Regions from separate parts of the Homo sapiens genome. Here all the other regions are linked to region 6. The links are chromatin loops, found by intact Hi-C in ENCODE. Cell type or tissue: ascending aorta. All regions are shown on one strand. Region 1 has its middle 250 kb from the start of COPS8-DT. Region 2 overlaps LOC105373948 (a long non-coding RNA gene). Region 3 has its middle 180 kb from the start of ACKR3. Region 4 has its middle 220 kb from the start of ACKR3. Region 5 has its middle 200 kb from the start of COPS8-DT. Region 6 has its middle 73 kb from the start of ACKR3.

Evidence for each region. Hi-C counts contacts between places; a loop is a spot of excess contacts. Peaks named below come from ENCODE experiments on the same cell type or tissue, not always from the same donor. Only the 100,000 strongest peaks of a DNase experiment are listed, where the experiment ranks them.
Region 1: it touches region 6 in a loop (3-fold over the local background); 2 of 110 quality-filtered maps call a loop at or near these places.
Region 2: it touches region 6 in a loop (2.7-fold over the local background); 6 of 110 quality-filtered maps call a loop at or near these places.
Region 3: a loop joins it to region 6, with 2.4 times the contacts of the local background. A loop is called at or near these places in 6 of 110 quality-filtered maps.
Region 4: it touches region 6 in a loop (4-fold over the local background); 6 of 110 quality-filtered maps call a loop at or near these places.
Region 5: it touches region 6 in a loop (7-fold over the local background); 5 of 110 quality-filtered maps call a loop at or near these places.

What each region holds. Positions count from the first base shown.
Region 1 is chr2:236,828,831-236,833,830 of GRCh38, reverse strand. No RefSeq gene overlaps it. Among named protein-coding and RNA genes, the nearest start is that of COPS8-DT, 250 kb to the left of the region's middle. In ascending aorta, no CTCF peak of the experiment used is centred here; a DNase peak (open chromatin) is centred at 2,638; H3K27ac peaks cover 2,331 bases.
Region 2 is chr2:236,730,095-236,735,094 of GRCh38, reverse strand. LOC105373948 (a long non-coding RNA gene) reads left to right here. Exons shown (of 6, transcript XR_924022.2): 5 at 2,543-2,828; 6 at 3,277-3,572. Among named protein-coding and RNA genes, the nearest start is that of ACKR3, 160 kb to the right of the region's middle. In ascending aorta, no CTCF peak of the experiment used is centred here; DNase peaks (open chromatin) are centred at 2,614 and 2,894; H3K27ac peaks cover 1,536 bases.
Region 3 is chr2:236,744,041-236,749,040 of GRCh38, reverse strand. No RefSeq gene overlaps it. Among named protein-coding and RNA genes, the nearest start is that of ACKR3, 180 kb to the right of the region's middle. In ascending aorta, no CTCF peak of the experiment used is centred here; DNase peaks (open chromatin) are centred at 56, 461 and 3,030; H3K27ac peaks cover 1,399 bases.
Region 4 is chr2:236,784,696-236,789,695 of GRCh38, reverse strand. No RefSeq gene overlaps it. Among named protein-coding and RNA genes, the nearest start is that of ACKR3, 220 kb to the right of the region's middle. In ascending aorta, no CTCF peak of the experiment used is centred here; no DNase peak of the experiment used is centred here; H3K27ac peaks cover 2,877 bases.
Region 5 is chr2:236,885,865-236,890,864 of GRCh38, reverse strand. No RefSeq gene overlaps it. Among named protein-coding and RNA genes, the nearest start is that of COPS8-DT, 200 kb to the left of the region's middle. In ascending aorta, CTCF peaks have their summits at 2,851 and 3,050; a DNase peak (open chromatin) is centred at 3,194; H3K4me3 peaks cover 623 bases; H3K27ac peaks cover 3,546 bases.
Region 6 is chr2:236,640,234-236,645,233 of GRCh38, reverse strand. No RefSeq gene overlaps it. Among named protein-coding and RNA genes, the nearest start is that of ACKR3, 73 kb to the right of the region's middle. In ascending aorta, no CTCF peak of the experiment used is centred here; DNase peaks (open chromatin) are centred at 2,073, 2,443, 2,973 and 3,953; H3K4me3 peaks cover 791 bases; H3K27ac peaks cover 4,364 bases.

The DNA of each region.
Region 1 (5,000 bases), 190 kb before region 6:
AATCCCCATTGCATTTTGTAGCCAGGGCATCAAAAAGGACAACATCATTTCCTGAAAGAGGTTCAGGGTGAGAAATAAGTTCCTAAACCCAGTGATTTCCCACAGTGCCAAACAGGATGTAACTTGCAGCTGAGTCTGTGAACTTTTTATCTCTTGGCCCACATGAGAAGCTTAATGCCAGTGACACCATCCTTGGTCAAATTCCTTTTAGATGAGAATGGGGCAGTGAGGTAGGTCCTGACCATGAGTTTTATGTCAGTAGGAAAATGCATGCACCTGTCTGGGGTGCTGGCAGAGAGAAGCTGCTAATGGCATCTCTGTCTGGGAACATGGAGCCCTTGGTTTAGGACTTGGTGTTTAAGGGGGCATTTGTCAACCTACTGACTCATGGATCCCTGATACTAGCCAATGAAGAGATGGAGAGGACTGGGATTCCCCATCTAGTGATTCCTGCTGGTCTTAGAGCAGCAGTGGACGGGGCTCTTGCAAATCATTTGGCCCATAATTTCCATTTTATAGACAAAGAAACAGAGGTTCACAGCAGAGAGCGACTTGCCCACTGATACACATGCATGGTATAAAACTACTAGTGAAAATCTAAAGCAATTACAGGCTATATGCAGAGGGGTAGAGACTCTGGCATGCATCCTTCCATGGCCTCTGTTCACCGTGTACCCTTGGCCATCCTCAGCTCTGAAATTCCGTGACATTTGGCTCAGAATATATCTATCTCCCTACTCTTCTGACTTAGTCCTGTGTTCCTAACAGAAGAAATGAAATTCAAGTCCACAACTCCAAGACTGGAGAATTCTTTCTGAGGTTTCTGTCCTGGGGCCAGCCCTCCCCTTGTCTCTAGAACCCAGTGACTGGCAGAAAAGACAAAAATATAAATAGAAACAGTGACAATCACAGTCATTAATAACAATTAATGATAATAATAATAATTGCAATTCTCACCTACTTAGTACCTACTACGTGCCAGAGCCAGTGACTTTGAGACTGGTTATTCTATCCTCATTTCACAAATGAAAACACTGGTGCTCAGAGAGGTTAAGTGACCAGCCCCAAGTCACACTGACGGGATGGTGAGGATTTGGTCAGGTGGGAGTGATAAAGGACATTCTCTTCCCTGCTCTGAAATGGCCCATCAGGCAGAGCAGGTGCAGGAACAGGAGCAGTTCCTGCTGTACCTGTTTCAGGATTAAAGTGTAGCCTGAGACTTCAGGACACAGGAGCCTTTGGCAGAGCTGGCTGGAGGTGGTCTCTCCCTGGCTTTCAGAGATGGGCTCCCCTTCTTCCAGCCCCACAGGGAGCTTCCAATCCCACCATGAGGAGTAGGCTTCTCTTTCTAAAATGGCCCACAAAGCTCCAGGTCATCTGAGCAGCCCACCCCAGCACCCTCCTTCCTGCACATGTACCAGATGCCCCCACCTGCTCCCAGGCCTGCTTCTCCCTCACTGGGGGTCTTCAGAACAATCTGAGATGGCCCCAACCTGCTACCACTCCCACCCTTCACAGCCCACTTGGGCAGCCCCTCATCAGGAAGCTCTGGATGTGCCGCTTGGGTTAGGGGCTCTCCTTGACATGCCCCTGGATGGAGCACAGATCCCATGCAGTGAATCTGCAGCTGACCACAGCCTCTCCCCAGAGATGGTGTCTCCTAGAAGGCCCCTCCTAAGAGGGGCCATGTCTTCTTAATACCTGCATCCTTAACCCTGGCATCTTCCGGAATAACCCAGACCCTCAACCCATGTTTATTGAATTAAATAAAGAAATGAAGACAGACAGATTGGTTCGAGCGGTGTTTCTCAGCCTTTTATACTCCGTGCCCTTTTTAGTAAACATAGAAATCAGGTGCAGCCTCACCCAGCCTCACTGAAGACAGTGGGGTGCTGCACAGTTCCCCTCCCCACGCGTGCACAAGTATCTGCAGCTGTCAGCCAAGCCGTTTCTCTCAAGCTTAGTACCTGGAATCTATGTCCCCAGCACAATGTGTAACTTATCTCATTATCCAAACATTACACACAACACACTTTCTCAAAATGCATTTTGCTCCTCACCTTCAAAACTGGGATCCACTGCCTTAGGGGCCTTTGAAAACTCACTGAGTTATGGAGTTGAGTTGCAGTGACAGGTAACAATGGCTTGACTAAAGTCATGGTGATGGGAATGAAATAAGGAAACAGAATCAAGGAACACATCAGAGGAAGGACAAACAAAACTTGGCACATTTATCTCAGACTGTGCAACAGGCAGAGCCTAAGAGGGAAGCTGAGGCTTCTCACTCACCTCTCCCAGTCCCTTCCCTGATGGAGAGCCAGGCGTCATCAGCCACTATACATGGCAAGGCGAGGGAACAGAAGAGACCCTCAGCAGTAATCCATGGAGAGGGAAGAAAGAAGGGTGAAGTCCAGTCGACTCTGGGGGACACCAACCTTCAAGTCCCCCATGAGACAGCTGGCCACGCTTTGGGAGAGAGGCAGGAATCTCTCTGCATTTTTAGTCTAAGAAGAGAAGAGATATAGGAAAGCTGACCCTGTCCATAAAGGCTTGAGAATCTCACAAGTCAAATGACGATGTCAAGTCAAGTGGTACAAGAGACCTAGACTTCCTGGGGGCCATGAGAAGCCTGTGAGATGACGTGAATCTGAACTGGAAGAGCAGCCCTGCATTCTCTGGGCTCTAGTGGAGTCTGCAAGTTCAGTGGAGGGCCTTAGTATGATGGAAAGCACGTTTTTCTCACCAACAGAGAATGTGAGTGCAATAAAATGAGATCACAAGCAATCTTCAAGACTTCACCATTTTCTTCCATTTGTGGCAATAGAGAACTTCTAAAAATATCCATTTCACATAAGCAATGTAAAAATAACAACTTAAAAACAGTCATGCCAATGGATGGAGATTTTCCTGGGAAAATAAATCCCATGTGCTGAAATACAAATAAATAAATGAATAAATATGATTAATTCTGTGAAAGCACTATGGTTCTCCAGCCTCCAGGAATCACTGGCCTGTTGGGGTAGCCACCCCATAGGCATGGCTTCTTTCTTCCTCTATGGGTTTTTAATGGTCATTCACAAACTTTTCTGGGCGGTCTTTGCACTATGCCGAGTTCTAGAGGTGCAGAGCGGAATGAAACAGAGGCCTGTCCTCAGGGAACGCTGTAAACACACAGTTGTCCTGTAACATGGCAAGGCCCAAAAGAACCAATTCTCCCAGGATATGACAGAGGAAGGGAAAGAGCTTTCAACAGATAATTTTAAAACAATAATACCTAGAAAAATAACTTGCTTAGATTACCTTATACCGTATGCCAAAATACACTCTAGGTGGATTGAAGAGGGACATATTTAATCATCTATCTTTAAAAAAAAAAATCAGCAGGACTACAAGAAAACAAAAATCAAATACCCAATTTCTGGAGTAGACTGGACCTTCTAAATTTCAAGGCAGTAGAATAAGTCACCAAGAAAAAAATTGTCCGGATAATAACTTTAAATGCCAATACATTAAAAATACGACATAATTTTTTAAACATAATTTTTATAGCAAATGGAATGCAAAACACAACTGTAGCAAAGATGCAGGCAGAGGGCTCATTTCACAGCAAATTACCAACGTTCTTCCAACCCCAAGGGTTGGGGGTTATGAACCAGGAATTCACAAAAGGAAATGCAATTAGTAAACAAATACTTGGGAAAATTTCCTGCAGCATTAAGGATGGAATAAATACAATTAAAATAATTACATACCATTTTGACCTATCAAGTTAACAAAGTTTAAAAAAATAAACATTGTTGCCAGAGAAGGTATATAAACATGGTCTTGTAGGTTGCCAGTGCGATGTTTATTCGGAGGTCTGAAACCATCTGTGGGGACAGAGCAAGTACTCTAACTTTGGGGAATCCTAAGTTAATAAAAACAAATACTGTAAAACCTTCAGAGAGAAAGATTTTCATCACAATATATACTTAATAATAATGACAAACTGAAAATATTGTAAGCACCTCCCAAAGAGACAGAACAGTTAAGGAAACACAGTGTTTTGCAAAAGCAATTATTATATTTTAAAAGAGTCTAACATTACAAAAAAAATTTCTGGGCTGGGCACGGTGGCTCATGCCTGTAATCTCAGCACTTTGGGAGGCCGAGGCAGGTAGATCACAAGGTCAGGAGTTCGAGACCAGCCTAGCCAAGATGGTGAAACCCTGTCTCTACTAAAAATAAAAAAAAATTAGCCGGGCGTGGTGGCAGGCACCTGTAATCCCAGCTACTCGGGAGGCTGAGCCAGAGAATTGCTTGAACCTCGGAGGCGGAGGTTGCAGTGAGCCAAGATCGCACCACTGCACTCCAGCCTGGGCAACAGAGTGAGATTCCGTTTCAAAAAAAAAAAAAAAATTCTGATATGATGTCAAAGGGAAAAAGCAGAGCATAATACTAAACAGATAGGATGAACCAGACCATAACAAAAACACTTACACGGAGCTTCTAGAAAGAAATGTACCCCGATGGGATTGGGATTACTTTTCATTTCACTCTCCTTGCCTGTATTTTACAGGTGTGCTTTAACAAGTATGTCAGTGGTTTTCAAATTTTAATGTGTATGAGTATCATTTATGTACTCCCTAAAATGAGGATTCCCTGGCACAGATTATCTGATCCTCAAGATCTGGGGTCTGAGTTTTTGTTAGCATTCCAGGAGATGAGAACGTCTGCAGTTCCAAAACCAATCCTCTGTCATCAACTGGATGTCCTACCATTCAATTCCATTCTGACACTAACTAGCCAGAATAAGCTCAGACCCTACAGGGTAAGGGCAAAGTCCTTCAGCTCTGACACTAACTGCCTGGAGTTCCTATTGGGTCCCAAGCTCAGACCCCGTGAGTTAAGGGCAAAGTCCTTCAGTTCTGACACTAACTGCCTGGAGTTTGTATCAGATCCCATAAATTAAAGAGCAAGTCCCCAACAAGACTGCCCTTCCTTAAGAAGCCCTCTGCAAA
Region 2 (5,000 bases), 90 kb before region 6:
AGGGTAGGATGAGTAACTGACAAGAAACGTGAGAAGCTTCATTTTCTTAGTAGAGAGCAGCAGGCAAAGCTATGGCTCTCAATGCTAATTTTCTGGGTGGCCACAACAGACCAGTTCCCGTGGGTCCCAGCCTATCAGGAGAATGGCTTCCAGAGTTGACCAACCCACAGACATCCATGGGAAATGCATGGAAACCTGTCAAATTAATGAAATTGATAGATGACACAAAACTGGGAAGAAAGACCAATGTACTATGTGACTGTATTCGTTTCCTTGGATGTTGTAACAAAGTACCACAAAGGGGTAGCTCAAAGCAACGGAAATTTACGCTCCCACAGTTCCAGGTGACAGAAGTCTGAAATCAAGGTGTCTGCAGGGCCACCTCCCTCTGAAGGCTCTAGGGGAGGATCCTTTCCTGCCTCTTCCTGGTGTCTGGGGGCTGCCAGGAATCCTTGGCATTCCTTGTCTGGCAGCTCCATCACTCCAATTTCTGCCTCTGTCATCACGTGGTATCAACACCTCCTGAGTGTCTCTGTCTCTGTGTCCACACTTCCCTCTTATTTTTATTTTTTATTTTTTTGAGACGGAGTCTCACTCTGTTGCCCAGGCTGGAGTGCAGTGGCATGTTCTCGGCTCACTGCAAGCTCCGCCTCCTGGGTTCGAGCAATTCTCTGCCTCAGCCTCCCGAGTAGCTGGGATTACAGGTGCCCACCACCACGCCCAGCTAATTTTTGTATTTTTAGAAGAGACGGGGTTTCACCATCTTGGCCGGGCTGGTCTTGAACTCCTGACCTCGTGATCCACTCACCTCGGCCTCCCAAAGTGCTGGGATTATAGGCATGAGCCACCACGCCCAGCCCCATACTTCCCTCTTCTTATAAGGATACCAGTCATTGGAATAGGGCCCACCCTGTTCTGGTATAACCTCATCTTAACTTGATGACATCCACAAAGACCCTATTTCCAAATAAGGTCACATTCACAGGTACACAGTTGAAGGTGGAACATGTATTTTTGGGGGACATAACTCAGTACAATGACCAAGGGAAAGTCTAGAAACATCTTGATAACTGGAGCGAAGAATAAATGTAGAGAAAGACATTCAATAGTGATCATTAAAAAATGTGCACTTGGGTTCAGACATACACTTAAATGTGTACAGAGTGAAAAAGATGTGACTGAGAGAGGCATGCACGTGAGAAAACTTAGGCACCTTCACAGACTGCAGAGCTGCTAGGGACTGAGCCATCTCCTGCTGGTTAACGATGCCCTGAGCATGATGTCTGGATCACCTCAGCTCCATTACAGAAAATCCAAATCCAAAGTGCCAGGTTTAGCTACAAACACGAGGCCTTAAGGACACTAGTAGACTGAAGGAGGTTCAAAGAGCATGTCCAGGAAAAGTTCAAAATCCACCATACATGAGAAGCCATGGAAAGAAAAGATGGTGAGAAGCAGAAGGGGAAAACCCAAGACTTCAGGAGAACGAGAGAACCATCTTCAAATACTTACAGGGCAGCCGTACAGAGCAGGGTGTGGACCAATTTCCTGTGCCTGCAGATTTAGGGTCAATGACAACAGGGGGCTGTATGGGGGGCTTCAAAATACATTCCAATTTGGAGGCTGTTGAAATAGAAGAGCCTCATATGGGAATTCATGTAGAGAGGGCCTCCACGCCCAAAAGCCTGGCATTGTCCTTGATTCAGGAAAGAATAAAACTTGGAGACTGGAATTGGGAAGGCTTCCTGCCTTACTCAGAGAAGGCTCTCGGCACTGCTGTCTCACAATGCTGGACTCACGCCTTCCATCCCTGGGGCTCAGGGCTGCAAATTCAGCTGAAATAATGAGGACACTTTCCCCCAATCTGAAAAGTGGCAGGGGAGGAGGGAGTAAGGAGCCCAGGGAGAAGATTTCCAAATACATGCAAATACATGCACACAGAAATACATAAATAATAAGTTGTATCTGCCTGAAAGTTACCACCTACCTCTTATTTGTTGGACATATTGGGATTCTGGGTAAGATGTTGGTTTGTTGCTTACATTTTTAAAAAACCATTGAGTCCTAGAGAAATGAACTAAATCTAACCATATGCAGCACAGTAGGATATTAAATACGTGAATGAGAAAAATACTAAAAAGTGAATGAATGGGTTAGGGAGTAAGAGAGTGAGGGAATCCCTTCCTCTGCAGGTTGCGATGGTCCCATCGTGCACCTGAAGATGGCAACTAAAGAGAAAAGGTGTCGTTTGAATCTCTGGGCCCACATAGAACCTGCCCAAAGCAACGTGGGGCTAAAGTGTTCCCTGCCATGAACTCTGGCTTAGACAGGTGGACTCCCAGGAAGGGAGGCCAGGTAACCACCAGGAAGTCACTAGCCACTTTGAGTCACTGGCTGCCACATAAGACATCCTTGGGTAGACTTCAGTGCATTTAAGGCTGGAAACTTACTCTCATGCATTATTTCTTGTAATGTCATTTACTTGTTCTCTTTAAACTTTTTTAACTCTCTGCCCCTTTCCCTCTTGTGGCATCTCTTCCAGGCAATGCAACAGAGCTTCTATTTCCTGGCAGATGGACCATGAGCCTGGGCCAGAGAATCTGGTGCTGAGCTGCTGCAGTCAGCTGAGCTGCTTACGTAACCTGAAGGCTCTCCTGGGAGGACCATGCTGTGAAAGGCAGCTCTGGTTTGCTTCCCCTCAGATAATGTTTATATGGCCTTTTGGTCAGAGAAGAAGCAAAGATAATCCCCCTGACCCTCAGGTTGAGGAGACACAGATCGGCCTTTGCTGAGGGTAGCACAGCAAATGAGGATGCATCTCCCAGCAGGTGACGTGCCCGGTCCTGTGACTCATGCCCTTTATCCCAGTAAGTGATCTGGCTCTGGTAAAGTGCCCTAGGGAGCCTTGCCTGGACAAGGAGCACCTCGTGATAGTCTGCCCTGTGCAACCCGCTGCTGTTTCTGACGAGGTTAAGCTGGATTCAAATGCTAGGTGACAGGACCTTGCCTTGCACGATGGTTTCTTACCCCACAATATTCATCTCAGGGGTGAGCAGGCTAGCAACATTCTTGGATGACATGGCCATTCTGGTGAGATGGTAAATGCCTGGGGCCTGGACTCTGAAGATCTTCACGAGGTCACTCCCGCATGACTGTCCTGAATAGGCAAAGCAGTCTGCCTGATGTAGCCACCCCACTTTCTAGGGTCAATGACCCATCTGCGGCTCCCAGCCTGGGAGTCCTAGATGCTTAGATTAGGTTCTTTTTCTCTCTTAGGGTCAAATGCAAACAAAAATGCTGTGAGACGCAGGACATCAGGGGCATCCCAGGGCCTGAATATTCTTACTCTGACCAGAGCCGGCTCCGGGCAGCTGTCAGCCATGCCTTAAAAATCAGAAGTCTGCACACTTTTTCCGTAAAGGGCCAGGTATTAAATCTTTCAGGTTCATGGGCCACATGTGGTCTCAGATGCAACTACCCAGCACTGCCATTGTGGCATGGAAGCAGCCATAGAGACTTTGTAAATGAATGGGCACGGTGGCATTCCAATAAAACTTCATTTACAAAAACAAGCCATGGGCTGGATTTGGACTATGAGTTATACTTTGCCAACACCTGGTTTAAATTAAATCTGAACTTCCCTCGGAGGTGGACATATTCCCCCTTCTAAGTTCTCTCTTTTTTTTTTTTTTTTTTTTGAGACAGAGGCTTGCTCTGTCACCCAGGATGGAGTGCAGTGGCAAAATCTCAGCTCACTGCAAATTCTGCCTCCCAAGTTCAAGAGATTCTCCTGCCTCTTGAGTAGCTGGGATTACAGGCACCCGCAACCATGCCTGGCTGATTTTTGTATTTTTACTAGAGACAGGGTTTCACCATGTTGGCCAGGCTGGTCTCAAACTCCTGACCTCAAGTGATCCGCCCGCCTCAGCCTCCCAAAGTGCTGGGATTACAGGCGTGAGCCACGGTGCCTGGCCTTGCCTTCCATTACTAACCACTTGCCTGAAATGCTATTGAAATACACCTCTTAGTGGGTGTTTGGATTTGTGGTGCACAGGGGCTGCCAGATCGAATACAGGACACCCAATTAAAATTGAATTTCAGAGAAACAGCCCAGTGGCTATTTTTAGTTTAAGTGTGTCCCTTATACTAAAACACTATTGGTTATGTATCTGAAATTCACATTTAACTGGGCTCCTATCTTTGTAATTTGCTGAATCTGTCAGCCCTGGGTGCATTAACTCTGGCTTGGGAGGTTGTGTGCAGCCAGCACAGGGACTGAAAGGGCCTGAGGATGACCCGGGGGACTTGTTCTCTCTTAGGAAGCCTCAGCGCAGATTTAGCAGGACCAATAATGGGAAGGAAGAATTGTCAAGGTGGGAGAGTGGCTGGGCATACAGCTCCTGTGACTTCACGGGACAGTGCCCGGGGATGTGAGCCAGGCCACCGAGCTGAGCTGGCAGCCCCAGGTGACCCAGAGAACTCCAGCCGGCCTGCTGTGACCCCAGCCTTCCCTGCCGCAGAGAGAAGCCAGGTCCGTCTTCCAGACTCACAGTCCACCAGCAGTTTCTGAGGTCAAAGATTGTAATCTCATCGAAGCAACGGCCTCCTTGTCACAACATTGTTACCCTCTGCTGTTTTCGTAAGAAAAAAAAAAAAAGCTGTAGATGCACTCACCATTTATCCCCATCCTTCTCCATTAATGATCAGCCTAATTATTTCAATGTGCTGCATTGGTGGTTTGGAATGTAATAGTTAAAACCTAATGAATTATTAATATGCGGATAAACGATGTTTAATGCTCAGTGATACATTTCATAAGTATAAAAACTAACTTTTAAACTTTTAGAACATTACTGGAGGCTGTTATTCCTTCTCTGTTTCAGTTAGGGAAGCTGAGGCACTGGGAAATCCAAGATCATGCATTGGTGGACTCTGTGGGGAAAACAGGATTGGAACTCAAGGAATCTAACACACCACCCTCAAAAAACAATCTAAAGCAT
Region 3 (5,000 bases), 100 kb before region 6:
AGGGAGCCTCAGGGCTGTCCCTGAAGGAGCCAGCCCAGCCTGGCCACCTCCAAAGCCCGCATGCTTCAGGGGAACATGAGGCGCTCAGCCCTCCTCTGGCTCAATTCAGGCAAAACAGGAGAAAACGCATATAACGTTAGCCTGGGGGACCTGTCAAAATGCTTTCCAGCCTTAAGCTTCTGCGATTTTAAAATTGTCTTGGGCTAAATGGTCAGGACTCAAAGGAGGGATTGGGAGGGTTGGGGGATGCTTACAGTCGGGACCCAGCCCGTCCTGGAATTGGACATAAAACAGCCAATTGAAGGAAAAGAATTGGGAGGCCCTGCTGGGATTCAGTCATAAGAGGAAATGAAACCAAGGGAAATTATTTAATACCGGTATTTCCTAATCATAACTTTTTGCTTCTTTGAACCGCCCTATGGGCCAATCTCATTGCAATCTTGCATTGAAGGAGGAAGAGGGTGGAGGAGAGGCGGTTGCTGCGGCATTTGGCTCTGCCTCAGGGTGACACTTCCGAAGGAGGTCCCCACCAAGCCCTGTGTCCAGAGCTGGGAGCGTTCTGAAAGGTAAACCCAAGGTCAGAGAATGACTCCCCAGTGCAGAAGAGAAGACGGATGACTCCTGCAGTACCTGAGACACCACCTCCTGAGCCAGCCACTTCCTGCTGGGGGCCTGAAAAAGACAGAACCAAGACATGAGGGATCTGGTGGTGTTTCCTGGATGTCTGGGGCTTGGGGATTCTGTGTGCATGGTAGAGAGGGGGTCCCAACTCCCAAACTCCAGCAGCAGTGAGCAGAGCTGCACAGGTTGTCCGAGCAGAAACAGGAGAAAGGAGGTCTGTCCCCATGTGGGGGCCTGCACGTCTCACACCTTCAGTGTGTGGGCTGAGGATGAGGCCTCAGGCTGCAATGAGCATGCTGTCCCCAGACACTAATGTCGGCTTTCCCTTTGCCCAGACCTGGACAGTCACTCAGGTGTGGGGTCAGCGCTGAAGCACCGGCTGTTTCCTAGAAACACAAGCACACCCTCAGGCCTCCCTCCCTCTACAGGAGAATGTAACCAAATATTCCATTTCTCCAGTGGATCTGTGTGCCAAGGGAAACTTAACTGCCACTTGGAGCATAACTGAAGGGGTGACAAATTATTTAGGGGATATTTGGGTTGCAAGGAATATCCTTTTAAAAACAACAAAGTGCCATCTTTTGCTTTTATCATGATGGCACATGGTGGGGGGGAACTACATTTTTATTTGCTTGTTGTTGGGTACAGAGTTGCTTTCACGTTTCTCCTTCTCACACAGGTCCAAGTGCCCAGCCTCCCTCTGTCACCTCCCCATCCCCCTGTCAGAGCACTCAGGCCTGTCCCCAGGGAGTTCTACGGGCTCCCTGCAGGCCCTCTGAGGGGCCTCCCATCCCACGGGACCTGCCTCCATCAGCCTCATACAACTTGCTTTGCCTCTGGCCACTCTGATCCGCGCCCCCACGTTTGCAGCGCTTAATTATGTGTGGACTCCTGTGCTTGCTAGTTCAAAAAAGACCCTGAAAATAATCCAGTTTAACCTCTTCATTTTAGAGATAAAGACACTAAATTAAGTAGGTAAGGAATTTAAGTTCCACTCAGGGTCAACCCAGACATTTAATGGAAGAATAAAAATCAACCCCCTCATCTTCCCATCACTCTCTGCCACACCACGATGGCATCTGACTGTTTCATGTTTATGTCAGATGCACCATTGATTTGATAAGGGGCTTTGACAATACTTTTTAAAATAGAAATAATAAGGAAACACTTCCACATAAATGGAATTGCATCCTGGATTTCAGAGAAATGCTTAGGTGAGGGGAAGAGGGGTCTTGCGATCCAGGAAATGTCCTTCTACAGCCCTGTCCACTACCCAAAGCCTCGCCTGCCCCACAGCCCCGGTGCTGAGATGGGGTTCTGAGATGGGGGGACCGTGTGTGGTGGTCCTGCCAGGTAGATGGAGCGATTCGCTAGTGTGGCTCTCGGGTCATGACCCTCCCTGTTGTGGGTCCCAGGGGGTGGGTTATTGGAATTGCAAGCTCCCCGATGTCTGGCTTTGCCGGCACCCACCTGCAGCCTTGCCATGGCACTGTCCCCTCAAGCTTCTGCTTAGAGGCTGTCACCCGGAAGAATTGCTGAGGCCAGCCCTGCCTCTCACCTAGGGTATTGACGGTCATTGTGAAGAGCATAATGCTTTCCACTAATCCATCGAGATGAGGCAACATAACAGCACTATTCCTATCCATAGAAATAAATAGAAAGGAGCTGATATCCTCATCTCTTGATGTGATGGGGCTACATGCTTTGATCATCGAAGTGCTTCTGTATACTTGATCTCAAGAGGGGAGAGCAGTGCAGAGGGAAATAGTCAACTTTTTTGTTTTTGTAAGTAGCACAGTAGACTTTTTTAATGATTAAATGATTTTTTTCCAGATTTGATAAAACTGAAAGGAACTTTTGTTTTCTGTTTCTGTTGGGCTGATTTAAAGAAGAGATGAAATTAAAAAGATAAATAACAACAACAAACAACAAACAAAACAGTAACTGGGAAAGCTTCTAGAAAGCCAAGGGTATCTTTTCATCTTCCATCCTAGCTGAATCTCCTACTCTGTCTTCTGCACTGATTTTCTCTTTCTTTTATACCTTAGACAGGGTTCTGCCTAGTCCTATTTTTATATCTTTACAAGACACAAGATTACAGCCTACTCCCCATTTTAGGACTCGAATGACACTTTCACTATTTGACATTTGTTTTGGTCTGTCGAGCTAAGAATAATTTGTGGGAGCCCAACAGCTGATTTTAATAAAAGAACCATGGAAATAATATTCGAAACAAACACAAAGCATCAGCCATCTCCAGCAAAGGAGCTGGCATGCAAATCCAGATTATCTTCCCCACCTGGCCACCCTCATGCTGGCCTGGGAGCTCACAGCATTCAGCACACAGGTTCAATCTTGACGGGATAAGCCTGCTTGTGTTTCAGAGCTGGGTGGCAGACAGGCCACTGGTGCAATTCTGTGTCTCACGCCCTGGGGGATTGTTCACTGTGCCTCAGCCCTCCTACCAGAGAGCTTATTCATGAGACAGGTATGTACTTGGGCAAACACAGAAAGCAATGCAGAACACGATTAGAAAAGCAAATCTTTTGCCTTTTCTATTTAGAGCTGGGGATGAAGAGGAATGTGTGTACCTTTGTCTTAAGATACACAGAGATACCATCAGTCTGGAGGAATTACTAAAATGAATTTATTTAGAAGACACAAACTCCTGGTATAAATTTTGTGAATTTTGAACTTTATTTTTAGATCCAAAGTAAAGTAATCTTGGGTTCTAGCCTAAGAGGCTTCCAACAGTTCTATATTCTTATACCATTCTGTCCAGAGCAGGAGTGGCAGCCCAAGGAGCTATGGAGCCTGGCCCTCCTCTTTCAGATCTCCTTAACACCACTTTCCCTGCAAATAACCTTCCTTGTTAGTTGGGACTTGTTGGGTCCTTGTTAGTTAACCCCACAAAGGCATCTTAGTTGTCCAACCGAACATCAAGAAATTCTAATCTAAATTAGAATTTATATTAATTATTTAAGTTTCATTGCTATTCTATTAATAGAAGAAGAGAGATGCACCCCCCAAATCTACCACGACTAATCTAACAAATCCCCAATGATTTTTTTCCGAGAAATTACTGCACTAGCCCTTCAAATCTATGTGAAATTTCACATTGATATAGTTGTGTGGATCTATTTTCCCAGATTACTTTTTTAGGAGGACCATTCAGAAAGTTTTATAAAGCCCTCCTAGAGACAGGAAGAGGGAAAGTCACAAAGAACTGACAGAAACAAATTCCTACTTATGTGTTTCCTGAAATTATCTACCCTTGAAGACGCTCTCCAGCAACCTAAGAATGGTACTTTAAGAATATCTCTTAACAAATATCTAGGTTCTAAATGGAAGCAAATGTTGATTTACTCCTTTGGTGATAATGTCTACAAATTCTGTAAATAATTCACATTCTTACGGCTATTAATATTGTAAAGACCACCCAGGTTGATGAATAGAAGTTTTTAGCTAGAAGAGAAATAGCAACTGTGGCTTGGAGGCTAAATTCCATTGCAGAAGCTCAGCATTAAGGAACATCTTCCAGGAGACATGGGGTACCTGAGGGTGGGGAAGGGGGGAAGTCATGAATGTGTGTTCAGAAACCCATGGCAGGGACACTGAGTGGCTGTCCACCCCACCCCAGGCTTGTGTGAATGTTGTGTTTATTCTTAGCCTTCAGAGCAATTAGCCAAAGTTCAGTGATGAGTGGAAATCTGGGGCAAACACCAAAATAATACATTTAAAGGGAATAACCTCAAAAATGCAACAAGCTGCATCTCTCTGTATCTCCCTAGAAACTATTGTGCTTTGTTTTTTCTGAATGAAGCAATTTTCCTTTGCATCTCTAACCATGTTTTGTTTTGTTTTCCGCTTTTTGGCAAAGAAAGAAGAATCTGCAGGCCTTATTAAAGCACTGATAAATGCACGCAGCCCCTCTCTTTTGTCTCTTGGCCAAGGTGTCTGTTGTGGGGGTCTGTGCGCTGACTCAGCAACCGCACACAGTAATTCTCTCCAAGAGAACAGTCAATGGTCAGCAACTTCATATTTGTGGTCAAAATGAAGCGCTTAAGAAATGTCTACAGCTAATGAAGTACAGCTGACATGCAGAAGCATTCGTGAATGGGATGTGTTGGTGATTTTCACGAAGCATTTTTGTATTTGCAGGATGAATTTTGATTATTTTCATTCAGAGTTCTTTTTGACAGCCCTGAGAGTGAATTCAGTAGCATGGTGTTCTTTCAGTACCAATAGCTAAGAAAATCAAAGGGTTGTAACTTAGGAATCTGAGGCATATTAAAAGCCAAAGGTGTACAGCCCAACAAAGCAATTATACAATTCCTCAGCTCTGCAGGCTTTGGCATGATCTCCTTTTTCAAACCATG
Region 4 (5,000 bases), 140 kb before region 6:
TCTTTATCAGCATCCAGCCTAAGGTAACTGAAGGGATTCAGTAAGGGCTGGAATTCTGCAGGAAGTAGGAATGCTATGCAAAGTGAGCTGCAGCCATCATAGTGGGTCCCTTGGTGAGATGTGCAAATTCAGCTCCAGATGATCCTTGTTGCATCTGCAGCTGCCCCTGACAAGGCATTCCGGGGTGGGAGTCATGTGAGCATCTGAATATGGCACAAAACCTGCTTTCTTTTCAAGTAATGGGCAATTATTCTCCCTGAAAAGACCAAGATTATTTATTGTTTTTCAATGAAACGTGAAAGAGATAAGAAGTCTAAATAAAGCATAACGATTGAAAACTGCCAGAAGGATGAATGTCATACAAGGTAGTTAATGTTTTGAGCAATCATGGGCTAAACGCACATTCCTCTTGAAGATGGTACGATGAAACTCACATCTAGGTCACACCATGGTCAAGGTTGCGTGGTTTTCAGCATGGTTTCTGCTGTTCTAACTCAGCCCAAATGAACTCATTATCCTTTTTTTGAAAAATTGTTAATAAACAGTATTAATACTCGATATTGTCTTGTTCCCTCCTGTGCCACTGAGTTGCACTTTGTCATTAAACCTTCTACATGTGTGTATGGAGGCCATAAGAAAAACCCTTGAGGACAGTGTGTATAGAACTGAAGAAGCCACTGTGATAAGTGGTCTCCCTCTCCTCTCTCTCTCTCTCTCACACACACACACACACACACACACACATCCAAGAGGAATTTTGCTTCCCTGAGGGACTCATTTGTTTTCTGTTCACAAACATCGAAATCCAACAGAGGATTCCTGTTTCTGTTCTTGCTTTGGCTACCAGGGAGATCAGAGCCCAGTTTGCATCTTAGCTTTGGTATGGGTGAGACTGTCTGGTCCCATATAGCTTTTCTGTCTTCTTGTTCTCCACAGTTCTGTCATCTTGAATGTCTTTCTTAGATACTAGAAAGCTGAGAAAGCCTAACTGGGGTTTCCAAGTTAATCCCCTCTCAATGCCAATGTTAGTTTTCTGCCATTAAAAAAGAAAAATAATAGCTCCTACCTTACTGGGTTATGGGATATTCATAATTTAGTCCATATAATGCCTTAAACATAGTGCCCAGAATATAGTGTATACCCAGTAACTGTTAGCAGCACCTGTGGGTGCTACTATTATTTTAGTTAGTAAGAAATGCTAATATGATTAATAGTAAGATCCAGTGTGCTATCAATATCGCTGAAATTACAGACAAAAATATTACACAACAGAGAATGAATGACAGAGACCTGCAGAAAGCCTGAGGGCTGTTCCCTAACTTGACAGCATTTGGCCCCACTTCAGTAGAGTCCGTAATCCCTTACCAATCCAGCGGGTTCCCTCAGCACTACAGCCAAAGGACCTCATGAGAAATTTTTCAAAAAATGTTGGTTCCATCCCGATATATTATGTCTACAGAAGGCCTCAGCCCTGCAAGTCCAATTTCCCTGTCAAAATAAGGAAATGAAACTAATCTTGCATGATTGGCCCTTAGTGAACTCCCGCTGGCTTCAAATGATCACCTTCCCTCTCCAGGGCTCTATAAAGCATCTACTTGAAAGTTGTTTCTTTCTCGATTCTTGCCGTTGGATCCAGTTCCCAGGTCTGTTGCTGGGGAAGACACTTCACTTCCTCCTTGCATAGAAAGTGTTATGTCAGAGTTTTCAAACGAACCACATGCTTTACAGAAATAACTACCACGTAGGCGTAGTTGCCTAAAATGGAGCCAGCACTGCTGCAAGATAACTTCCATGCTAATTATCTGAACAATTTTCCAGTTGCTCAAAATAATATGTTGTGTCCATCTTCAGTGCTAGAGGAGAGGAGAGCAGGAGTTTTTCATAATAGTGATTTTTTAAAAAATCTTCTTGGATTTGGCTTTCTAGAAGATGTGGGGCTTATATTAGTCTGATAAAAACATACCTGAGACTGGGAAGAAAAAGAGGTTTAATTGGACTGACAGTTCCACATGGCTGGGGAGGCCTCAGAATCGTAGTGGGAGGTGAAAGGCACGTCTTACATGGTGGTGGCAAGAGAAAAAATGAGGAAGATGGAAAAGTGGAAAGCCCTGATAAAACCATCAGATCTTGTGAGACCCACCCACTACCATGAGAACAGTATGGGGGAAACCGCCCCCATGATTCAAATTATCTCCCACCTGGTCTCGCCCACAACACACGGAAATTATGGGAGTACAATTCAAGATGACATTTGGTGAGGACACAGCCAAACCATATCAGGGCTTATATTTGAATCTGATTGTTCTCAGTTCCCTTAGAAGATGCAATACTTGGGCTTAAATTTTTTAAAAGATCACGATTGAGTTCTTAGCTTCATCCCCGCCATCCAGGAGATGATGAGTTGGTGCCACTTCACTGCCCAGGCTGCCACCAAGGTCAACCCAGAGCAAAAGAAGCCGAGTCCTGGTGGAGATGAGTCCATAGCAACACAGGCCGGTGGGGGAATGCAAGGGTCATGTGAGTTATTTGTGGCCTGGGAAATAGAAAACACGAAGAATATCTGGGAGGATATCTGAGATTTCCATCTGCCCTGCGTCCATTTTCCCGTCTTCAAGTAATAGCACCTGGACTTCCTTTCTGGGACCCACCCTCCTCTACTCTTAGATAAGGTAGTTCCCTGGGGACTGACCCATCCCTGACTCTCAGGCAAAGGCTAAGAACTAGGCCTGGACCAATGAGATGTCACAGCCGCTAGTCCACACTGATTAATTTGAGACATGTGGCACATGACCCAAATCAGCCAGCCATAGTCACAAAGCAACTCCCCAGGGACTTTGGTTGAAATTCCTGGGACAATCTCTCCTCTGGTTGTAAGTCCAAGTCTTCCATCTTTGGGAGACTGCTTGAGAATAAACTAACACAGACAAAAGCAGAGCCAGGCAGTGTAGACTAACTCCTGACATCATTTTCTGAATATCTGGAACTATTAATAGCTTTTTGGAAAGCTAGATTTAGCTTTCCACTAAAACTTTCAATCACATAAGCCAACAAATTCATTTCTTCTTAGGCCAACCAGAGTCACATTTCTGTCAGTTGCAACTAAGAGACCCTTATCTGATTATCCACAGAACCTACAGAGCTTAGACAGAGGCCAGGCAGGCCAAAGACCAATGGCATTGTGGCAGTCATTGGTGATATTCACCAAATATCTCCAACTCTCCATTTTCCAAGCACATATTAGGATGGCCCTTCCCTGCTCCCTTTGAGGTTAGGTGTGGCCATGTGACTTGCTTTGGCAAATGAAATGAGATCAGAAGGGCATAGATCCCTTTCAGAGAAACGTCAGAGCAAATATTATTCAACATATTTCTCTTTTTTCTGCCTTTCTATCATGGAAGCATAGGAATGGAGCTTCTGTCAGCCAGGGTCTGTGAGATGGAGATGAGTCCATGCCCCCAACCAGAAAGCAGTGGACATGTAGAAGGACAGGGTGGAGAAGGGGACAAACAAATGAAAACAAAGTTTTTAATCCCTTGATATTTTGGGCTTGACTGTTACTGTAGCATAGCTTATCTGGTCCTGACTGATACAAACATCCAGCCATGGGATAAGCAGTAGCAGCCCAGAAAGAAACCAGGCAAGACGGTCCTCTTCTAGGTGATCTACCAGCTGTGTCTGCCTAAGGCGCCATAAGAGGGGAGAAATGGGAGAAGGATCTTGAAGATAAGCAGGACCCAGAGGGCCATTAGATAAGGCATGTGAACGTGCTGTTCGAAGAAGCAAATAAAGGAAAGGGTGGGAGGGAAGAATTGTATCTGTCAGTAGCCAGGCAACATTGGAAAATATCTGGGAGTAACAGCAGCCAAGAGATAACAGAATTGGAATTTGAAAGAAAATGAAAACGATCACACCCAGAGGAGAGATCTGAATAGACTAATGAAATATACTTGAAATGTACTGTGTGTATTGTTCTGTGAGTCAGAGTCCCAGCTCATCCACTCACATGTTGTGCTGGAGCACCATGAGTACTGGAGAAGGAACTGAAGAGACCGTAGTTCCAAGAGTGTGATTATTGGGATGATCCTGTCCTGCAGGGAGGTGGGGTCCTGGTTGGCTAAGAGAGTTCCAAAGACTATCAAGGCACAAAGTAATGTGTTTTCTTTTGTTTGGAGGAATTCTAAAATAGCTTTTTGTTTTACTTATCTGTTGCTGTACAGCAAATTATCCCCCAAATGTGGCTTAAAACAATGAATATATCTATTATGTTACCTTTCCTGTGGGACAGGAATTTAGGAGTAGATTGGCTGGGTGCTTCTAGCTCAGGGTCTCTCTTGAAGTTACAGACAACTTGTAGCCATCTGGGCTACAGTCCTCCAAACGCTTGATCGAGGTGGGGAGTCCACTTCCTAGACCATGGCTCACTCACATGGCTGCTAGCAGGAAGCCTCAGTCCTTGCCACGTGGGTCCTCTATAGAGCTGCCGGAGCATCCTCACACCACGGCAGCGGATTCCCCCAGAGCCAGTGATCCAAGAGAGAGCAAGGAGGAAGTCAGGATGCCTCTTACGACCCAGTCTCGAAGTTACAAACCTTCACTTATGTCATCTTCCTTTGTTAGAAACAATTTGCTAAGTCCAGCCCACAATCAAACGGAAAGGAATTAAGCTCCATCTCTTGAAGGGAGGAAAAGCAAAGAGGTTGTGGATGTATTCTTAAGCAATCACACTCATGCATGTCTTTTCTTAGTGTGGTAGACAGAATAATGGACTCCAAAGATGCCAACATCCTAATCCCCTAAACCTATGAATATGGTATCTCACATGGCAGAAGGTGTCTTTTGACACACCCTGAAGGTGTCAGTGAGTTCAGAAGCTCGAGATGGAGTCATTATGCTGGCTTACTTGGATGGGCTCAATATAATCACAAAAGCCCTCATAAGAGGGAGACCCTCATAAGACGGTCAGAGTCAGAGAAGGAGAAGTGACCACAAAAGCAGAGATG
Region 5 (5,000 bases), 250 kb before region 6:
TCATGGAGGAAGGGGAAGCAAACACATCCTTCTTCACATAGCGGCAGCAAGGAAAAGTGCTGAGCAAAAGGGGAAAAGTCCCTTATAAAACCATCAGATCTCGTGAGAACTCACTCACTATCACCAGAACAGCATGGAGGTAACCACCCCCGTGATTCAATTACCTCCCACCGTGTTGCTCCCACAGCACATGGGGATTACGAGAACTACAGTTCAAGATGAGATTTGGGTGGGACACAGCCAAACCATATCACTGTCTTCCTCTGGTTAAGTGGCTCCTGTGGGGAAGTCACGTGGGGGAGTATCTGCTTCCTTTGCCCCATCCCCTTCTGCACCTCATCTGGCAGAGATTCATCGGGGTTGGCCCTGGGGCACTCTCCACTGTTGGCAAGGCCAGGGTGCTTTCCTCCAAGTTTGTGTCTCCGTAGCCACTCAGTGACCATCTTCAAGAGAAGGGAGTAGACAAGGAATAGTGTTTGCTGAGAAGATTCCTAGTTGTTTTAAAAAGTGCATGTGCTGGTGTGCACGCGTACACACACACACACACACACACATATACAGTACACTATAAATTCGTATACAAAACCTTCTTGGCCAAAGTTAGAAACGTCGGAGCCTAAGTTAGCACAGAGACCCAGAAGAAACCCAAAGCCAGCACTGTGAGGCGCAGGAGCCCGTAGGGTAGAAAGCTACATTCCGCCACTCCCGAGAAAGACGACTGGGCCTGGGCAGGCGAAGGTGACTGTGGCCCTTTCTCTCAAGCCAGGGAGCCAGCTCCAGGGGCCCTACAGCCTGACCTGCGCCCCTCCAGCTGGGGCCCACTGCTCCCCATCCCGAGTCCTGCTCAGAGACAGAATCTTCATTTGTCCTCTATTTCATTATTCGGGGTCAGACTCTGGGTCTTCCAAGCTGACAGCAGGGAACCTGATAAGCGAATCTTCGCTAATAAGAGAAGCTCCGGCTAATTTGGCCTAAATTCCCCATATCCCTGGCACCCTGCTAAGGGAAACAGTCACATCAAAAGCAGCCAAGATCATGCCTTCTTTTTCTGTGTTTTGTTGTTATTGTTGTTTTCAAAAACACTTTCACGCAAGCTATTGTCATTTATCTTCATATGTGAGCATGGTCGAAATGATGGCTCCAATTTTCCAGATAAAGCTGAAGCTGCCAAGAGCCCAGGATCTGGTTCCCAATCTCTGCACTCCTGGACAGCTACGCCGGGTTATCCAGGGGCCCCCAGGTCTTTCTAACCTAATCTGCTCAGGAGGAGAAGCAACCCAGGCTGTTCCACATGCATCTTAAAATTTTAAATATTTAAACGTATCCCTTCAGACTAGCTTTCGTGACACCAAGGTGGAAATGAGTAACAGACATCTTTCCAGAGAAAAGACCACTCTCTCCTTCTGTGGCGTGGCTTTCAGGAAATGGGAGGGGAGTGCGAGGAAATCAGATCTAAAGGAACACCGAGAGTCCATAAAGAATAATTACAACCATGAGCCACGGGGAAGAGGAAATGGACTCCGGAGTCTGATAAATAGGATTTTATTAACTTATTAACCTCGCTGGCCTATCTAGGAAGCTAAAAGCGAGACCTTTCAGCCCAGCAGTGACCAGTGCACACTGGGAACCGACAAGCAGATGGAACACACAGGGCCTTGTTTAGACAGAGGCGGAAAAAGCAGCCCAGCAGTGTGGGCACTACATGTCTTTATTCCTAGGGGAATGTTTGCTGGAAGGGAAATTATCTTGAAATATGAAGCTGGTGATATTTCATCCATAGTCATACTAGAGATAAAAGATCTGATGCTTTAAAAAAAAAGTAGAGAGAGTAACATGAAGTGAAAAGTATTTCTTCCTTTCATGGGAAGATTAACTCACGTTGGGGGAATATAATTTTGAACCTGGAAATTGGCGATGTCTGGCTATCTATGTCCCAGGCGGCCATTGAGGCTCAGGAGGAGGCAGGGACCACATGGTGCGTTTCTAGACAAGCAACCGCCCAGCCGTCCCCTCGCCATAAACCCAGCCCGTTATTTGCAGCAGGCCACACAGACGCAGGGGAACAGGGCCTCTGCTTCTCTCTCAAGGACTGGAGTGGGGCTGTAATTCTTTGAAATCCAACAGCCCATTTAGTCATTTCATTTTTGCTGATCCAGCAGGCGGAATGGAGGCCCAGGAGTGAGCCTGGGTCTCTGGCTGCAGAGAGAGGAGTTCCAGCAGCTCCAGGCTCAGGTGCGTTTGCGCTGTGGCCCCCACAAACGGGGGCCCGCTGCCCCACATACTGAGTCTCTCTCAAGCTTCCTGAAATGACCGTGTGGGTTGTCTGGGCTGCAAACCTCCCAGTGACTACTCATCTCTCAGAGTAAATTCAAAGTCCTTGCAATGCCTCCATGCCCACATCCTCAGACCCTTCTCACCTTGTGGTTCCTCCCACTCCACGGCACGCAAGGCCCTCGCTGGTGGCAGGGCCTGTGGGCAGAATTCTCTTCTCCCAGGGGAGCACCTGGGGAATCCCCTCATTACCTCCCAGTCTTTGCTCCATTCCCTTTGCACCAAGGCCCACCAGGTCGGCTGTACTGGTCTGATGCTTCACTCAAGGCTCTATTCCTGTTTCCTTGGCACATGTCACCTTTTGGCTCATGAAGATGGACTGACACCTCCTCGATGGGGTATGTGCATTCCTTGTTTCCTCATAGCACATAAGTGCCGTGAGGACTGGGGCCTTGTCTGCATCTCACTCGTCTATTCCCAGCACCTAGAAGAACCATGGGCACACAGGGAAACAGGCAGCGAGTGTGTTTCCATCCAAAACAGCATCTCCAGTGTGTTTTTCTCTCTCAGCCCTTCCTTTCCAGAGTGGGAGAGAGGCCAGGACAGGCAGTCTATGCGCAAAAAAGTCCTTTAAATAAGGAAGGTAAAGATCCGGTTTTACGGCACTACCCCTACAGGAATTCCAGGCTTTCATAGAAACAAGTCCACATCCCTGTGCTGAAGTCTGCCGAAAGGAGGCCTCTCAACAGTGGGTGATAGTCCACAGTTTACAAGCGCTGGCTCCAGGCCTGACCAGAGAGGACCCCGAGCCGTGTTCCCCCTGCCTTCACTCTGCATTTTCTGGTTCAATTCAGGTCATAGCAGACTGTGGCTGTTATTCTAGCATGGTTACTAGCATATAAATATTTGTCAAGTGTTTCATTCAAATGCCTCTTCCAGGAAAAGAGGGTGGAGGGCCAGCCACGTGCCATTGGATGTTAAGGAAAGGTTGTTCCAGCAAATAAAACATGTGGCCTGAGACTTATGTACGAGGATGTTCAATACAATCTTACTTATAACAGTGAGAAAAGTACAAGCAACTTAAATAACCAATGGCAGAAGCATGGCCAAATAATTTATGGTACAACCATAATACAGTGTATTATGAACCTATAAAAATTATATTCTCATGGAATATTAAAGGTCATGGGGAAAGTCTATGAAAATGCAAAAGAAAAATATTAAAATATTCTCAGAAGCTATATCTGAATTGTATGTTTATAGGTAATTTTATTTTCATTTTTATACTTTTCTATTTTTAATGTTTTTTATAAGACTCATATATTACTTTTATTCTCTGGGGAAATAATGAATGCTGTCTTAAAATAAAGTGAACACAGTCTTGAGTAATAAGCTATGATGGATTATCCACACTACTTTGTTGAATTCAATATTTGGGAACAATATAAGCAAGTAACCAGCAGTGTCCTGTGCACCAACCTGGTTGGAAACTGCCCAGGTCTTATACACAATGTCACTGTGTCCTTGGGCTGAGGGGAAGCTCCCTGAACTTTGGTGGGTGATGATTCGGAAGAGGGTGAACTTCCCTTCTTAGTAGAAGAAGGTGCCCTAGGCCCTGGATGGGGCCTCAAGACCAGCCTTTTCCTCGGCTGTTCCTTGTATTAGGTTGGTGCAAAAGTAATTGCACTAAAATGCATTAAAAAATGGCAAAACCCGCAATTACTTTTGCACCAACCTAATACCTTAGAGACCCAGAATTCTCTCCCTCGCCATGTCCTAACATTCTCTCAAGCTTCTTTCCTCCTGCGTTGTCACGAGACCAAATGGAAATCTGGAAGAGGTGAGAGTTTGTCTTCAGAGCTTGGTGATAAAGTGGAACCAATGGCATCGCACTTTCTGGCTCCGAGTTTGCTTTCAGCCAGCAAAATTCCTGCCGACAGAACCCTCTGTGGCTCCAGCAAACATAAACAATATCTCTAAGAAACAACTGTTTGATTAATGCAGCCAATTCCAGCAAACAATTTCAAAATTCCATGGAAAAACAAAAGCCAGTAGAAAGGCCAAGCCAGATGCTGGACCTGGGGACACAGCAGAGGCGTCCCGGCTGCCATTCTGCCCACCATGACCTGTGGACACCACCAGCCACAGTCAGTGCAAACAGGTAGACTGTTCAGCTCAGTCGGTGAAGACTCCATTTCCTCAATTCGTTTTATTTATTGCTTTGGAAAACACTCATTGGCCAGGAAAATGGGCGTGTCCAGTAATGATTAAGCTCTGCAGCATAAAATAGAACCCATGCGCCTTACAGATTTATTACAGATTTATGGAAATGATGAGAGAGCTCCATGTACTTGAGCTCCAAGTGAGGGCAACCTGAACCAGCAGTCGCCACCTGCCCCTGCAGTACTGCCTTCTCTTCACCAACAGGCCTGGGCTTTCCTCCATGACTCCAGCACCACCCTAGGCATGGGAGGAGCATATAAGGAGATGGGGTTCCTGTTCACAGACCATCCCAATGACCTGATACAGAGGAGAAGCTATTTCACCGGCTGGCCATATCCAGTTAAGAAATGTCATAATCAAACGTCAGACTTGACATTGGTTTGCTTATTTTTATATTTATTGAACAAATATTTATTAAGCATCTTCTCTGTTAGGCTTATTTACACAAGAAGGTGTAAAACAGTACAAGTCAGTGGAGATGGTAAGAGGCAAAAACAAGATTATAA
Region 6 (5,000 bases):
GCTGAGGCAGGAGAATCACTTGAACCCAGGAGGCAGAGTTTGCAGTGAGCTGAGACTGCGCCACTGCACTCCAGCCTGAGTGTGAGACTCTGTCTCAAAAAAAAAAAAAAAAAGTCCTCAGGATTCTCTTTATTTAAATCCAAATGGCTCAAATCATCTTTAAAATCCATATGATAAAGAAAGGATTCCCGGAGCGTATTTCCAGGAGAAAAATAAAATAAAATATCTTTGTCCAAGGCTCCTGTGGCTGGGACGTGCAGTCCATGACAAAATGCAATCACGCACAGGTTTGGAAGGAGCAGAGTTGAATGGCTCATGGGCTGCCTGTGGTCATGGGGGCAAGATGGAACAGCCTAGCAGAGCTGAATGTCAAGGGAGAAGGGCCCTTGAGCAAGCAGGGGGCCAGATGAGGAACACCTGAACCTGGGAGGGCAGAGCTCATCTGCCTGAGGTGGGGATGGCTCTGGGGAGGTCCACTGTCAGCCTCCTGCAGTGTGGGTCTGTTGGGGCACAGAGCTGAGAGCAGTACCTCCTGGGGCAGTGACCTGGAGACCAAGCTGAATGGTGGATGGCTTCTGGGCGAGAAGCAGGGCCTGGATGGAAATGATGAGGGCATCAAGGGAGGATGTGGGTCGTGGTATCAGTGCTGCCGCTGCGGTGTCAGCTTCTCTCAAGATGTCCTCTGCTCTCCTCCAAGAGTCCTCTGTGCTCATGGCTGCCTCATGTGTGTCTGTCTGTGTGTGTGTGTGTGTGTGTGCGTGCTCACACATGTGCTGTATTAGTTTCTTTTGGCTGCCATAATAAATAACCACAAACTAGGTGGTTTAAAACAGCAAAAAGTGTCACATTTTTGGAGGCTGGAAGTCTGAAATCAAAGTGTCTGCAGGGCAGTGCTCTCCACAAAGGCACTAGGGGAGAGTCCTTCCTTACCCCTCCAGCTCTGACAACTCTAGACATTCCTGGACATGTGGTCTCATCACTTCCATCTCTACCCTCCACAGTCACATTGCCTTGTCCTCTGTGTCTCCCCTCTATATGCCTCTTATTAGGACACTTGTATTAGTCAATTTTCATCTGCTATAGCAGAATACCACAGACTGGGTAATTGACAGAGAAAAGAAGTTTATTTCTCAAGTTCTGGAGGCTGAGAAGCCCAAGGTCAAGGAGCCTGCATCTGGTGAGGACCTTCTTGCTGCATCAGCCCATGGCAGAAGGTGTTCCAGCACATGCTTTTTGAGGGACACATTCAAACCATACCACTTGTCATTCGTGATCTTTAGCTTAATTATAGCTGCAAAGACTCTTTCCAAATATGGTAATATTCACAGGTCCCAGGGACTAGGATGTGAAGATATTTTTTCAAACGGGCCACCATACAATCCACTACACATACTTTGTGAGTGTTTGAAGATAACATTTTACTCTGCTTTCTCATAGGCTGCAGTGCGTACTATTCGGGAGGACTGAGTCTGGAAGCGTGACTGACGTGGGGAGATGGTACCTGGAGTGCACAGGTGGGCTGCCTGGTGTCATTCAGGAGATCAAGGGGCCAGAAATACTCCTTTCCAGGGGCCATGGAAGGCAGTGATGGCCAGGGGACCATGGTAACATGAGGAGAACTGTGGCCAGTTTATAGGACGCGCAACCCAGTCAAACATGGAGTCCCTCCCAACTGAGGCATCAGTGCCCTTCACCTGGGCTTCTCAGAAAGAAGGGCCCAGAAGGAAGGTATTCAGAGTTTGTTCGAGATGTTGGACAGAGGACAACTAGAGGCTGCATAAATGTGTTCTGAGGCAATTCATTACTTGGGCTACCATATTTTAAGATGTGAACCCTAGAAGAAACAAGATCCAAAATCCCTAAAATCCTTAGGAAAACCAGCCTCTGACACTCCCAGGATGTTAATTCTCATTTTGGGGAGCAGAATCAGCTTCGTGTTTAACACACAAAAAGCGTGGCTAGGTCAAGCCTTGGCTTCTCCTTGGAAAGGGGGTGTGATTCTAGCAAACCCAGACACCGGTTGTGAAATCTGGCAGCCAGAGGCTGGTGACAGCACTCCAGGGAAACTCGGAGAGTGCAGAAGCCGGCCCCTCCCGGGCTGAAAATAGGCTTCTTTGAAACCCACCTCAACTGTCATCCCAGGGACTCCTTTGCCTCGACTGCAGCACTTGAGTTCAAACGACCCCTTGGAAGGCACAGGGCCGGCCAGCGTGCGTGAAAACACTCCCTCCCTCAGCTGGAGGGAGGCACCCCACATCTGTAAGCTACGGGTGGAGGAGAAAAGAGCACTGCCTGACGCGACCTCATCCAGGAAGAATGTGAATGGCCCCAACACTGAGTCAGCCTCACGGGGCTGTGTTTCTGAACCTCAGCTTGTTTTGGAAGCCACTTAACAGCCCCTCCTCTGGCAGGAGCTGTGTTGGACGTCATTCCACTCCGTGGTTCCCCAACAGACGTGTGCATCAGAATATTACGCGGACTTTTTCCCCTAGACCGGGCCCCACCCCAGGCCTGCTGATTAAGAGCTCCCAGGAGTGGAAGCCAGGCATGTGTTTGGAAGTTTGGGATTTCTGCGTGGTTGTAATATTCCACGAGTGGCTCAGACGTTTACCACTCACTGAGAGGCATTGAGTCCACTGACCTTAGGTAGCCTCCAAGAACACAGAGGCCCCGGGAAATCAAATGCTTTGTCCAAGGTCACAGAATAAGTTCATTCAGACCCCAGCCTCCTAACTTCCCCGGTGTTTACTTTTTTCACATGCCCACAGCCTTTTAGGGAAGAATCAATCCCAAGATATTTGAGGATTCAGAATGCCTCATCCTGGTACACCCAACCCAACTCCCATCAAGAAAGTAAAGAAATGATGCTTAGTTCGGAAACATGGCAAGAAAGACCCACTCCAGTGCCAAGGCCGTTTACGAGCTGGAAACCCATCAGCTCAGAAAGTATTTGTACCATGGCCAGGAGGGCTTAGGGAAACTCTCCACTTCTTATGAAAGAAGTAAAATCTTCTTCCATAGAGCTTAGGAATTTGAGGGGCAAAGTTAAGGGAAGATTGAATAGAGCAAGTTGATTCTCACTGACCACTCACAGGAGCTGGCCAGGGAAATGACCCACTCCTAGTGGGGACCTAGAAAGCCGTAAGACCCCAGGAGCATGGAGCTACAGCATTGACAGTTCCACCCTGAGAGCAAGGATCTTCCCCTAGGTGACCGAAGTGGTGTGATCACCCCTAAGAATGGAAACATGAATTTAACAATCTCATCTTCTCTACCGCCCAACTTAAATTTCCCCAATTATCCCAACTTGCCTTTTATGGTGGTTTTAGTTTTTGTCTATGCATAGGATGCCTTGCATATCACAATGCCAGTTTTGCAAATTCTATCTTTAAAGCATTTGTGTAGGATTATACTTGTACATGGCGCAATGACAGATAAGATGGCAGTCACAAAAGCAGTCCTGTCCTCAAGTCAAGAGTAGCAATTCTCAACACCAGTGTCCATACAACATCTGAAATTCCTTGAAAAATGTATGCGTGGGTTTTGCGGGGAGAGCATGCAAAGCTTTAATCAGGCTTTGAAAGGAGTTTGTGCCTTTAAAAATAAAAAAGATTAAGGAACACTGATGTGGGGGCCAGGACACGCAGAGTACCGAGCCAACGCAATCAACTGATTTTCACGGGCTTCATTTGTCGTAACCATAGATGCTGTTTGCATACATTATTTCATACGTCCTTACACGTGCATGTTATCAGCCTTGTGCAAGAAGAGTTGGTAACAGCTCCACGGCCATGATAGTGGTTAGGGGGAAAGTTGAGATTCAAACCCAGGCCTGCCTTATTCCAGAGCCACACCTTGAGCTGGGCATTACATGAATTCTCATCCGCCTGCCCACTGCTGAAGCCCGGCATCCAGTCCTGTGTCTCACACTTAGACCAAATGGGAGCACAGCCAGGGAAGAGTGGCCACCGGGCATGAGAACTCACACTGCATCACTGCAAAGACCAGCTGGGTGCCCTTCCCAGATTTGACTCTCCTCTCCTCACAGCTGCAGCTGTGGGAACTCTCCTGCGGCCCCATTCTTCTGCCCTCTGCATTACAGAGAAGGCCTCCGTCATTCCTCAGACCACTCGGCCCCAGGGCAGCACTGCTCCCAGTGCCTCTCCTGCCAGTGCAGGCTCCAACTCCTCCTGTGGCCAATTCACCCCTTTATTCACTTCTGGAAACCACGTGCCCTGCATGGTCCTGACTTCTGAGTCCCGTTGTACCAGCCTGTTTTCTGTCTTCTGCCCTGTGTTCAAGGTTCCCACCTGGACCTTGCTCCTACCTGCCAAGTCATTTCCAGAAAGCTGCCTCCAGCCTCCCCACCCGCAGCCCTGATTCCAGCTGGGGCCACAGCCCTGCTGTTGCACACACTCCTTTCCAGCACTGCCTCTGCCAGATCACCCTGACCTCTGGACACGGCATGTTTGCTTCCAGATGGAATTCCTCCCAGAGCCTCCAGCTGGGTCTCTGGGTTCCCATAGCACCTGCGGATTTGTCCCCCATTGCACAGTGTCCTTAAGCATGGCTTCAGAGCCAGGTCTTCTTGCATCCTGCTAGCCATGGCCAGACGCGGTGGCTCATGCCTGTAATCCCAGCACTTTGGGAGGCCGAGGTGGGTGGATCACCTTGAGGTCAGGAGTTCAAGGCCAGCCTGGCCAACATGGCAAAACCCCGTCTCTACTAAAAATACAAAAATTAGCCGGGCGTGGTAGTGCACGACTGTAATCCCACCTAGTCGGGGAGGCTGAGACAGGAGAATCACTTGAACCCGGGAGGCGGAGGCTGCAGTGAGCCGAGATCACTCTACTGCACTCCATCCAGCCTGGGCGACAAAAAAAAAAAAAAAAAAAAAAAAAAGTTAATTCCAAAAGCCAAGTTAGAGTTTTAAGAGTTATATTTTAAAACATTGTATGAGAAACCCATGTTGTTATAACTCCTCCATCTTGCAGAAGAGG